Linked DNA regions of Homo sapiens: region 1 is linked to region 2. A link is an interaction called in ENCODE POLR2A ChIA-PET data of the cell type or tissue named here. Cell type or tissue: K562. All regions are shown on one strand. Each heading gives the region's core, and the rest is flanking DNA. Links, peaks and the distances in the headings are about the cores only. Region 1 overlaps ARID3B (AT-rich interaction domain 3B). Region 2 overlaps SEMA7A (semaphorin 7A (JohnMiltonHagen blood group)).

Region 1 (4,381 bases), core at 68-4,067, 150 kb before region 2:
TGGCTGGGGTGTGTATGTGGTGAGGAAAGGACATGTGGGGCTGGGGAGCAGTGGTTTCTTGGGAGAACATTCTTTGGACTACTCAGGAATCTTCTTCTAAAACCATGTCAACGAAATAAAAGCTTGGTTGAATTCCACTCTCTTCCACCTGCCCCTTTAATAAAGCTTGTCTGAAAGCAGAAGGCATTATGCAGTTATATTTTGGGGCCAACTTTGCTTCCCCTATTCACAGTGGGCTCTGAGATGAAGACCCACTTTCCGATAGCAGCAATCTGGCACACAGTGACATAAGTATAACTAAGAAGTGACACTCTGTCAGTTAAAATGAAACAGACTACATCAAATTGTTTCCCTGCTTATCTAGTAAAAGATGTGTGTATGGAAGTGCTTGGTAAATGCTATCTGACCATGCACTCATCATCTCTCAAGGCAGACATTGTTGGATCCCTTCCTACAGCACCTTCAGCACAGGGGAGCCAATAGCCAAGTGGGAGGAACATTGTTTAAAAAGAAAAAAAAGTTAAAGCTCATCCCACATTGTAATTACAGTCACCAGAAATCTGGTGTCATCTGGTGGCAACTAGCACAATGAATAATCAAGATGAATTATGCCTGTCAGGTCAGCAAAACCAGACAGAGTTACATTCCCCCTTTCAAAGGATGCAGTAGGTTGCCCTAATGCCCAGTGATTTTGTTTGAGCCAGTAATTCCTGCTGGAAAGTCAATTATCCCAGGAGCCCCTATCAGTTGAAAGACATTTAATGGGGGATCATTGCCGCTTCTGTTATGTCAGCTGTTTACTGCGGCAGCTCAATTCCCAATTCTCTGGCGAGAGCTCTGAAGCTGATCTCATTCACAGAAGGACTCTTTCTCTATCAGTCACCAAGAGAGATGAAAACACTTTTTTTTTTTTTTTTTTTTTTTTTTTTTTTTTTTGCTAATTATAGTAACTTCCAAGCACTCTGAATGCTCACTCAAAAACTATTTAACACTCAGTTGGGTGGAAAGGGTGGAATCCACAACCTAAAAAGTCAGACAGGGCTTTCCACAGAAGGACAGCAGTGTGAAAACAAGCACGCTAGTGTGACCACTATGTGACTATGTGTGAAAATAAACACCCAAGTGTGAGCGCTCGGCTCCACACATGGAGAATGCCTTGGCAGGATGGGGGCTGGGGCTGGTAGGGTCCTCTTGGCTTCTCCAGCTTTGTCCAACCTGCAAGAGAATCTGACAGTCAGATGGTGAGGCCTTGCACAGAGCCCACTAAGTGTGACCCACTTAGCTTAAAATGCCTCCAGCTTGGTGACCACAGAGGTCAGGAAGACTTGCCAGAGCAGGAAAGAAATGAGACACCGAACTCTTTGAGTAATCCCACTGTTGGACCCATTCCACAGATAGGAACTGTCAGTTACTCTATTTAAAGAAAATGTGGGGAAAATAGTTGCCCAGAGAGGAGGTATTTTCTTTCGTCCAGCTCCAAGGCAAGGATGGTCAATTCAGCTGGGGCTGATGTAAAAATGTCCAACGTGCATTCCATTCTTTGTCTTAAGGCAGTTAAACTTTGGTCCCACTTCACAGGATCTTCTGGCTGAGGTGAGAGTAATTCCTGAGCCCTGCCTGCCTTTCGCAGTCTAGCAGAGCCTCCTGCCTCTGCCCACCAGGCAGATTCAACACCTTTCTCCTCTGGGCTCTACCACCTGTGTTCAGTTACTCGTCTGGGTATCTCCAGCCCTGAGCACATAGAAAGCACTGACCAGCTGGGCATGGTGGCTCTTGCCTGTAATTCCAGCACTTTAAGACCAACCTGAGCAATATAGGAAGACTGTCTCTTTCTTGTAGGCTGGAGTGCAGTGGCATGATCTCAGGTCACTGCGACCTCTGCCTCTTAGGTTCAGGCGATTCTCCTGCGTCAGCCTCCTGAGTAGCTGGGACTACAGGTACATGCCAGTACGCCCGGCTAATTTTTGTATTTTTGGTAGAGATGGGGTTTTGCCATGTTGGCCAGGTTGGTCAGGGAGACTCCATCTCTACCAAAAATAATAATAATAATAATAATAATGAAGAGGGAGCACCGATATATCTGCTAAAAGACAGAGATGGGCTCCCCTGTGGGACCTCCAACCCCACAGCTCCTCCGTCTTCCCCTCCCCCTTTCATTGGGTGGGTTACAGGCTTAACCAGTTATTTTCTTGGTTCTTAACTCTGATCAACTGCTGTAAAACATGGCTCACTTATGCAATTCAAGTTTGTGTGCAGCAGGTTTCTTGGCCTATCAATAGAGTATGGGTGTGACTACTAGAAAATTATCAGCCCAGAAATAATTTTTTCTCGGATGCTGACTGTGGCTGACTGAGACTGTAATGGTGGAAGAAAGCAGGGAACAGCAGAGGCAGATGGAGGGTGGGGAAAACAAACCCAAAAAGAGACAGCTCAACATTTTAGGGATCAAAAGAGGTTGATGAGGAAAGCATTTCAGTTGAAGGGTTGCTGCATGCAAGTTTAACCTGCCCAGGGAACAGGCTTTGTTACACCATCAGCAGCAGGCAGCAGTATTATATAGCCCAGAAACGTGTGTGGGAAGTCAACAGTAGCCAGAGTGGCCACTTACTGCCATTTACAGCCTTCTCAGCCTCTCCTACTTGAGAACTGTCTTTTAACATCTTTGATCTCTCCAGGAGCTCACAGGAAACTGATAGTTTGCTCCCAAATACACACCCAAGACTAGCTTTGGCTACTATACCTACATTCAGCTAATTTTCCCCAGGAAAAGAAGGTTGGGGGAAAGAGAAAAGGTAGCAGGAAGCTAGTGTTTGTGTGCCTTCTGCATACTAAGGATTGTACCAGGAGCCTTACAAGCATTTTCTCACTTAATTCTATAATGTAGAAGTGGTTATTTTAGAAATGGGAAAACAATGGCTCAAAGAGCTCAAATAACCTGCTCAGGGTCTCAGAGCTTCTTAGTGACAGTGCCAGGATGTAAACCTAGGTCTGTCTGGCTCTCGCTGTTACACCATACTGACTTGTAGTTTGAAAGAATAACACGAAGTGTTCTGGATAAGGAGATCAGGAAGGGAGAAAAGAAGAAAAGGAAGTGAGAATAAAATCCTCTGTCCAGAGATGCCTGAAATGCCCATGTCATGGCACTGGGCAGCTCCTATCAATGGGAGACTCTTTTATCTTTGCTTTATCTCATGGCTTCACCTGGGCACTTTAGCCAAACGAAAAGCAGCCCTCACACAATGCTTGCCCAGGAGAGTTATCTGGCGGTACTGAAATAAGAATTGCTAACTTTTTACCCCTCCCTCCAAAATAGACCATTCCAGTAGAATGGGCCCATCTTCCCCCAGAAGACAGAGGATCAGGGGAGAGGAGAAAAAGAGAAGAGGGCTACACCTCTGAATGGACCAGAGGAAGATGGCAGCTTACACTGTGACATGCACACACAGGCCTTCAAAAATAATGAATCAAGGTCTGACCTGACTGCTACTCAAAATTAGAATAGTGCTTCTCCAGCATCTCAACCCTGGAACCCATTTCAACAGCACACAGGGGAAATAAACAGACTATCTTTGAAAATCTAAAGGTAGTGAGTGAAGAGAAACTAGGCTTTTTCCTCCTTTCTTCTAAAGCTCCAGAGGGCACAACTAGTGTGATAGGCAGAAGTTACCCTGAGGAAGATTTCAGGTCTACAGAAGGACTTTTTAAAACAAGTAGAACTGCCTGGTAATGGAGTGAGCTTCCCAGGAGGTGGGCAACTTCCTGTCTCTGGATGACTATCTGTATGGCATGTCATGGCGTGGAATCCAACATGAGACAGGGTGGATGAGATGGTCTCTAGGGGCCCTTTCTGTCCTGAGAAGCAAAGACCTGATGACAAGTTTATTCAACACAGATTTCCTGAGAACCTACCCCAGGTAGAGCATTGTGCAAGCTGCTGAGAATACCACTAAAAAAAAAAAAAATTGTTCCCACCACTGGGAGTCTTACCATGAAGTTGGAAAAACAAACTGAACACATATAGCATATAATAGCAAGACAACAAATAGGAAAACCCAAGGTACTCAGGAGGTAGAAGAAAAGGCTGGATGGCTTAGAGGTGGAGGTTAAGCTGGCCTTGAAGAATGGGTTGAAGGGAGATTTGCAGTCTAAATGAGCATGGAGTGGGGTATAAACAAGGCATGTTTTGACAGGGAGGATATAAGGACAGAAAGTCTGAATAGTTAAAGTTGAAAGGGGCTGTGAGATGCCTTGAATACCAGAAGGAAATTTAAACTCTGAACTGTGAACAGTGGGGAGGCAGTGGATGTTTTCTGGACAGGAAAGCACATGATTAAATCAATGTTTTAGACTGCTTTAGTGGCCCATTTTTGTTGAAAAAAAA
Region 2 (4,381 bases), core at 140-4,139:
CAGACCAGAGCATGGGACCCAGCCCCTTCATGGACAACAACACCTCCCACTCTGCCCTCCCCTGGAGCTGCACTCCTCTTTCACAAACAACAAGAGTATGGGGACAGCGGGCCAGACGGTGACAGCACCAGAGTGAATGAGAAGAGGAAACGTGCTCCACCAGGCAGGCCTGAGTTAGGAAATGCATGCCAGAGGCCCAGACTTGCCACAGTCGGTCAGCTGCTGGGGTGGTGATCGAGGGTAGGGTCCCTAAGGAGTCAGGCCCCATTCTTTCCAATGGGATCAGAGCCCTGTGAGCACCCGGCCCTGCGGCTGTGTCTGGTGGAGGTTATCTCCTACAACCCAGCCATCCTTGCAGCCCTCCTATCTGGCCGGAGCTGGGCCTTGCTGGCCCTGCCACCATGAGAAATGGTACTCAGGGGAACTATGGAGTCCGGCTGGGTACGGGGCAGCCTGAATGTGCTTTCTTGGTCCAGCACGAGTGAGGATTGGCTCGGAATCACATGGGGCGGGAGGTGGGTTGTCTTGTTCCTGGCCTGCCTCTGGGCTATGCCCTCCCCATATGTCCCTAGCCCCCTCCCCTACCTGAGCCCCTGGTTATTCTGGGAGCTTTTAGCTACCACTTAGCCACTAATGCGTCAGGCTGGGGAGTGAGGGGGGGACACGGTGCCAGACGGTGCTCCTTTTAGACAAGCAGGATGGGAAGCAGGGGGAGCCAGGAGGTGGGGGACGCCAGAGGATGGGGAGGCATTTTCCACTCCTGGCCCTGCTCGTAGGTTCAGGCAGCAGGGGAGAGTGGTGGGCAGTGGGTCAGTGTGTCCTTGGACAGGCTGCATCTTCCCTCCCCCATCACACGTGGGCCTCAGCTCACCTTCCCGATTCTTCTCATTAGGACTCTGCCAGGCTGCAGCGCATGGCCTCTGTCCTCCATACAGCCACCTTCCCCACCTTTGCTCAGGTTGCGTCCTCTGCCTGGCTTTCCCTCCCGGCCTGTTCAGGGCCCATCCAGCTTTTATCTACCTCACCTCTCCGTTTGGGTTCATAAAGCATCACAAAGAAAATGTTCAGGGATATGATACATACTCCCTTGGCCTGGCCTTTTTAGGGGTAGCCCCTGGCCTTGCTCAGCCCCTGCCTGGGCAGAGACTCGAGGCCTGGCCCTGATGGCTTGGTGCTGCCTTCACTTCCAGGCAGCCCTCCTGCCCCTTAGCCCCCAGCCCCCGCTCCTGCCAACCTGAACAAAGCTTCCTTTCATGTATTCATCGAGCTGCTGCTGCTCGACACTTCCCGGGCACAATCAGGCCTTTTGAGGGCCTCAGGCGGTGCGGGAGCCCAGGCTGGGGCTGGGGTGGAGAATGGGCCAAGGCCTTGTCCTGGGGCTGAGCTGGTGTCATTCCCTCTAGTCCATACGCATCACCAAGAACAGAGGTGGGAGGGCCAGGAACCTGGGGGTCATGGGAGGCCGTGGTCCTGGGCTCCTGTTCGTTTTCCTGCAAAATGGGACGAACAGTCCCTGCTTCCTCCACCCTAGCCATTGTGGCTAGGGTTTGAAGGGAACTGGGCTCAGGCTTGCAGATCCGCATGGGATTGTCCGGGCCCTAGTGCTGCAGCTCCTACCCAGGGGCCAGCAGCCCTCACCCTCCCTTCATGTCTTCAGCAGATACTTTGTGGGCAGCCCTGGGGTCCATGCTAAGACAGTTTTGCTGGAGAGCTGTGGAAGTTTTCTGTGGTGTGGCTGTCTGACCCCTCAGATGTATTCCCAGGGTAGGGCCAGACCTCCCCCTCAGACCTTGCTCTCCAGGACCCAGTCATGTCTCTGCCATCAGGCTCGACTCCCCAGGGCAGGACTGTTTTCCTCTTCTCTTCAACAGCCCTGCAATTCCTAGACCAGGGTGCCCCCACCCAGAGTCCTGTCTGGTGCCTCTTTTCCCTTGAGTAGTTGTACATTGGCCTTGCCGGCCCCCTCGGAGACCTGGGCCTGTGGCCTTGGTGCAGGAGTGGGGCTAAGGTGACTGATGAAGGTGGCTAGCACAGTCTGACGGCTAGAACTTTTCTGCTTTGACTCCCAGGGACTATGGATCTCAGGTCCTAGCCCAGCATCTCTAGATGCAGACACGCACCTTTTCCTGGCTGCCAGTCTGGCTATCGGTGGATGGGAGGGGAGCAGGAGGGGAGTTGGGGCGGCAGACTGTCTGGATCTCTGGCTGGGCCACAGAGGATGGTGGCTGCAGTTTGGGCTGCGGGTGGAAGGGGAGTTACGGGAGCTGAGTCAGGAAGACTGTGTCTGTGACCCCAGCACTCTAATTTTATCCCAGGAAGGGAGGGGGAGCAGGGCAGCACCCAAGACCTGCCAGCTCTCCCTCCCTCCCACCGAAGTGCCAGTACCTCTCAGCCCTTGCTCTGCACATCTCGGGCCTACAGGGAGGGAGGCTTGGGGGCCAGGGAGGGCTGATATCCCCGGAGCTGTTCAGTTGGGCTGTTTGTGATGTGCACCAGGAGAGCCACACCACCCAAGGACAGTGAGCTCAGCACTTCTCTCTGTAGCCTGCCATGCTGCTGAGAACTGATACTGCAGCCTGGGACAAGCTAATGTGTCCTGCCTGCTGGTGTGACCTTGGCATGTCTCCCAGGGTACCTCAGCATTCTTCTCTGCACAGTGCGCCAGGCCACAGAAGAGGTGAAGAATGCTCACTTCCGGGGGTGACCTGGCCATGAAGGGATGTTTCTTAAAGAATGAAGGTGTGGTGGCACAGTGTGTGGTCCAGCTGCTCCTTGCCCCTGTTAAATGCAGAATCAATAGGGATGGCTCCAATGGGAATAAGAGGGATCGGGGGCAGAGTTGAGGAAATGGTAGTTCTTTTTGGTCAGAGCTGGAGCTTGGGTGTCACTGCCAAGCTGGCTGCCCCAGAGTTTCCTGCAGCTGAAAAAACAGTGGTCAGACCCAGTTCCTAGGTGAGGCCCAGGCTGGTCAGAGGTGGGAAGATGCTGGGTGTGGCTGATTGCTGGGGGCACAACCACAGGCCATCCCATCCCTATAATTTACTCCTGCAACCAGGACAACCTCAGCAGTGTCACTGGAGATGAGACACCTCCCCAGAGGCAGTGGCTGCAGTCAGTTTCTTTTTTGGGGAAAATTTTCCCGGTCAGCCCTTCTGCTGAAAGTCCCAGGCTGTGCTCTGTGAAGGTTCCCCTGTCCCAGAGTTGCTGGGGAGGAAGAGCCGATCTTCACCCCCCGGAGAGCTAGCATCCTCATGGGTGAAACCAGGCCAGAGTGGGCCATGGAATAGAGTCCAGCTTGGTAGGCAGGAGTGCAGGCTCTGGTTCAGGGTCTGCTACTGACCTGCTTCCGTGTGCCCTTGGGCTGCCCCTCCCTTGGCCTCTGTTTTCCCATCTGTGAAATGGGACGGAGTAGATGTTGAGATTCCTTTCCTCCTCTAGTCTAGTGCTCACTAAGGGGCTGGGGATGGGCCAGGAGAGGTTGGAGAGGGATTCCTGAAGGAGGAGAAGGGGTTCTGAGCATTGTGATTCCTGGGAACCTGGACTCCAAGGGGGGTGCTTGAAGGCCCTGCTGCCTGCTGAAAGGCCCGGGGTTGGGGGGCGCTGCTTGCTTTGGCTTAGGGCAGCAGAGAACCTCCCAGAGCATGGCCAAGGAGCCCTGGTCCTCCTGCCTTAGCCCAGCCCTCAAAAGTGTGTGCCAGAGGAGGGGGTCTGTTCCCCCAAGAGGTCCCTAAATCCTTCCCCACTCTGAGATCACACATACTGTGAAGGAAGGAGAGGCTGCCACACTAGGGGAGGGGCCGTGCTGTGGGTGAGGACAGCTGGTTGCTGGAGCCCACCGGAGGATCTCTTACTTCTCCTGTCCTTGACTCTCTGAGTCTGGGTACCACCCCAGCCCAGAGCTTGTCTGACGCCCTGCCAGGACCCTGAGCACCAAGCACTGGTTCCAGTGTGCCATGTGGAGGGGACCCAGAGTCTTCTCTCTCGGGACCTGGCTTCAATGTTTCTACTAATTGTCTCCTCCTCAGGCCATGTAGGGCAGGACCGGGTGGACTTTGGCCAGACTGAGCCGCACACGGTGCTTTTCCACGAGCCAGGCAGCTCCTCTGTGTGGGTGGGAGGACGTGGCAAGGTCTACCTCTTTGACTTCCCCGAGGGCAAGAACGCATCTGTGCGCACGGTGAGCCTCTCTCTTCCCCCAACACCCCCCCTACCCTCTTATCTCCCCTCTGGCCCTGCCAAGGGTCCTCAGGGAATCCGAGGGAGCTGGCTTCTCTTCCTAAACTGCCCCCACCTCCGTATCCTATAAATGGCTCCTGGGGGAGGCTCCCTAAAGGTAGTCCAGATTGGAGTGGGGAGCTGGGGCGGTGTGGAGAAAAACAGG

What was found. Peaks named below come from ENCODE experiments on the same cell type or tissue, not always from the same donor. Only the 100,000 strongest peaks of a DNase experiment are listed, where the experiment ranks them.
Region 1: POLR2A ChIA-PET joins it to region 2 with 5 read pairs; 2 of 35 experiments call an interaction of 5 or more read pairs at or near these places.

What each region holds. Positions count from the first base shown.
Region 1 is chr15:74,567,018-74,571,398 of GRCh38, reverse strand. The region is part of intron 2 of ARID3B (AT-rich interaction domain 3B); the gene reads right to left. Among named protein-coding and RNA genes, the nearest start is that of ARID3B, 28 kb to the right of the region's middle. In K562, for the core only: no CTCF peak of the experiment used is centred there; no DNase peak of the experiment used is centred there.
Region 2 is chr15:74,418,597-74,422,977 of GRCh38, reverse strand. It overlaps SEMA7A (semaphorin 7A (JohnMiltonHagen blood group)), which reads left to right. Exons shown (of 14, transcript NM_003612.5): 2 at 4,026-4,177. Among named protein-coding and RNA genes, the nearest start is that of MIR6881, 9.4 kb to the right of the region's middle. RefSeq lists enhancers at 1-50, 754-1,385. In K562, for the core only: no CTCF peak of the experiment used is centred there; a DNase peak (open chromatin) is centred at 2,504.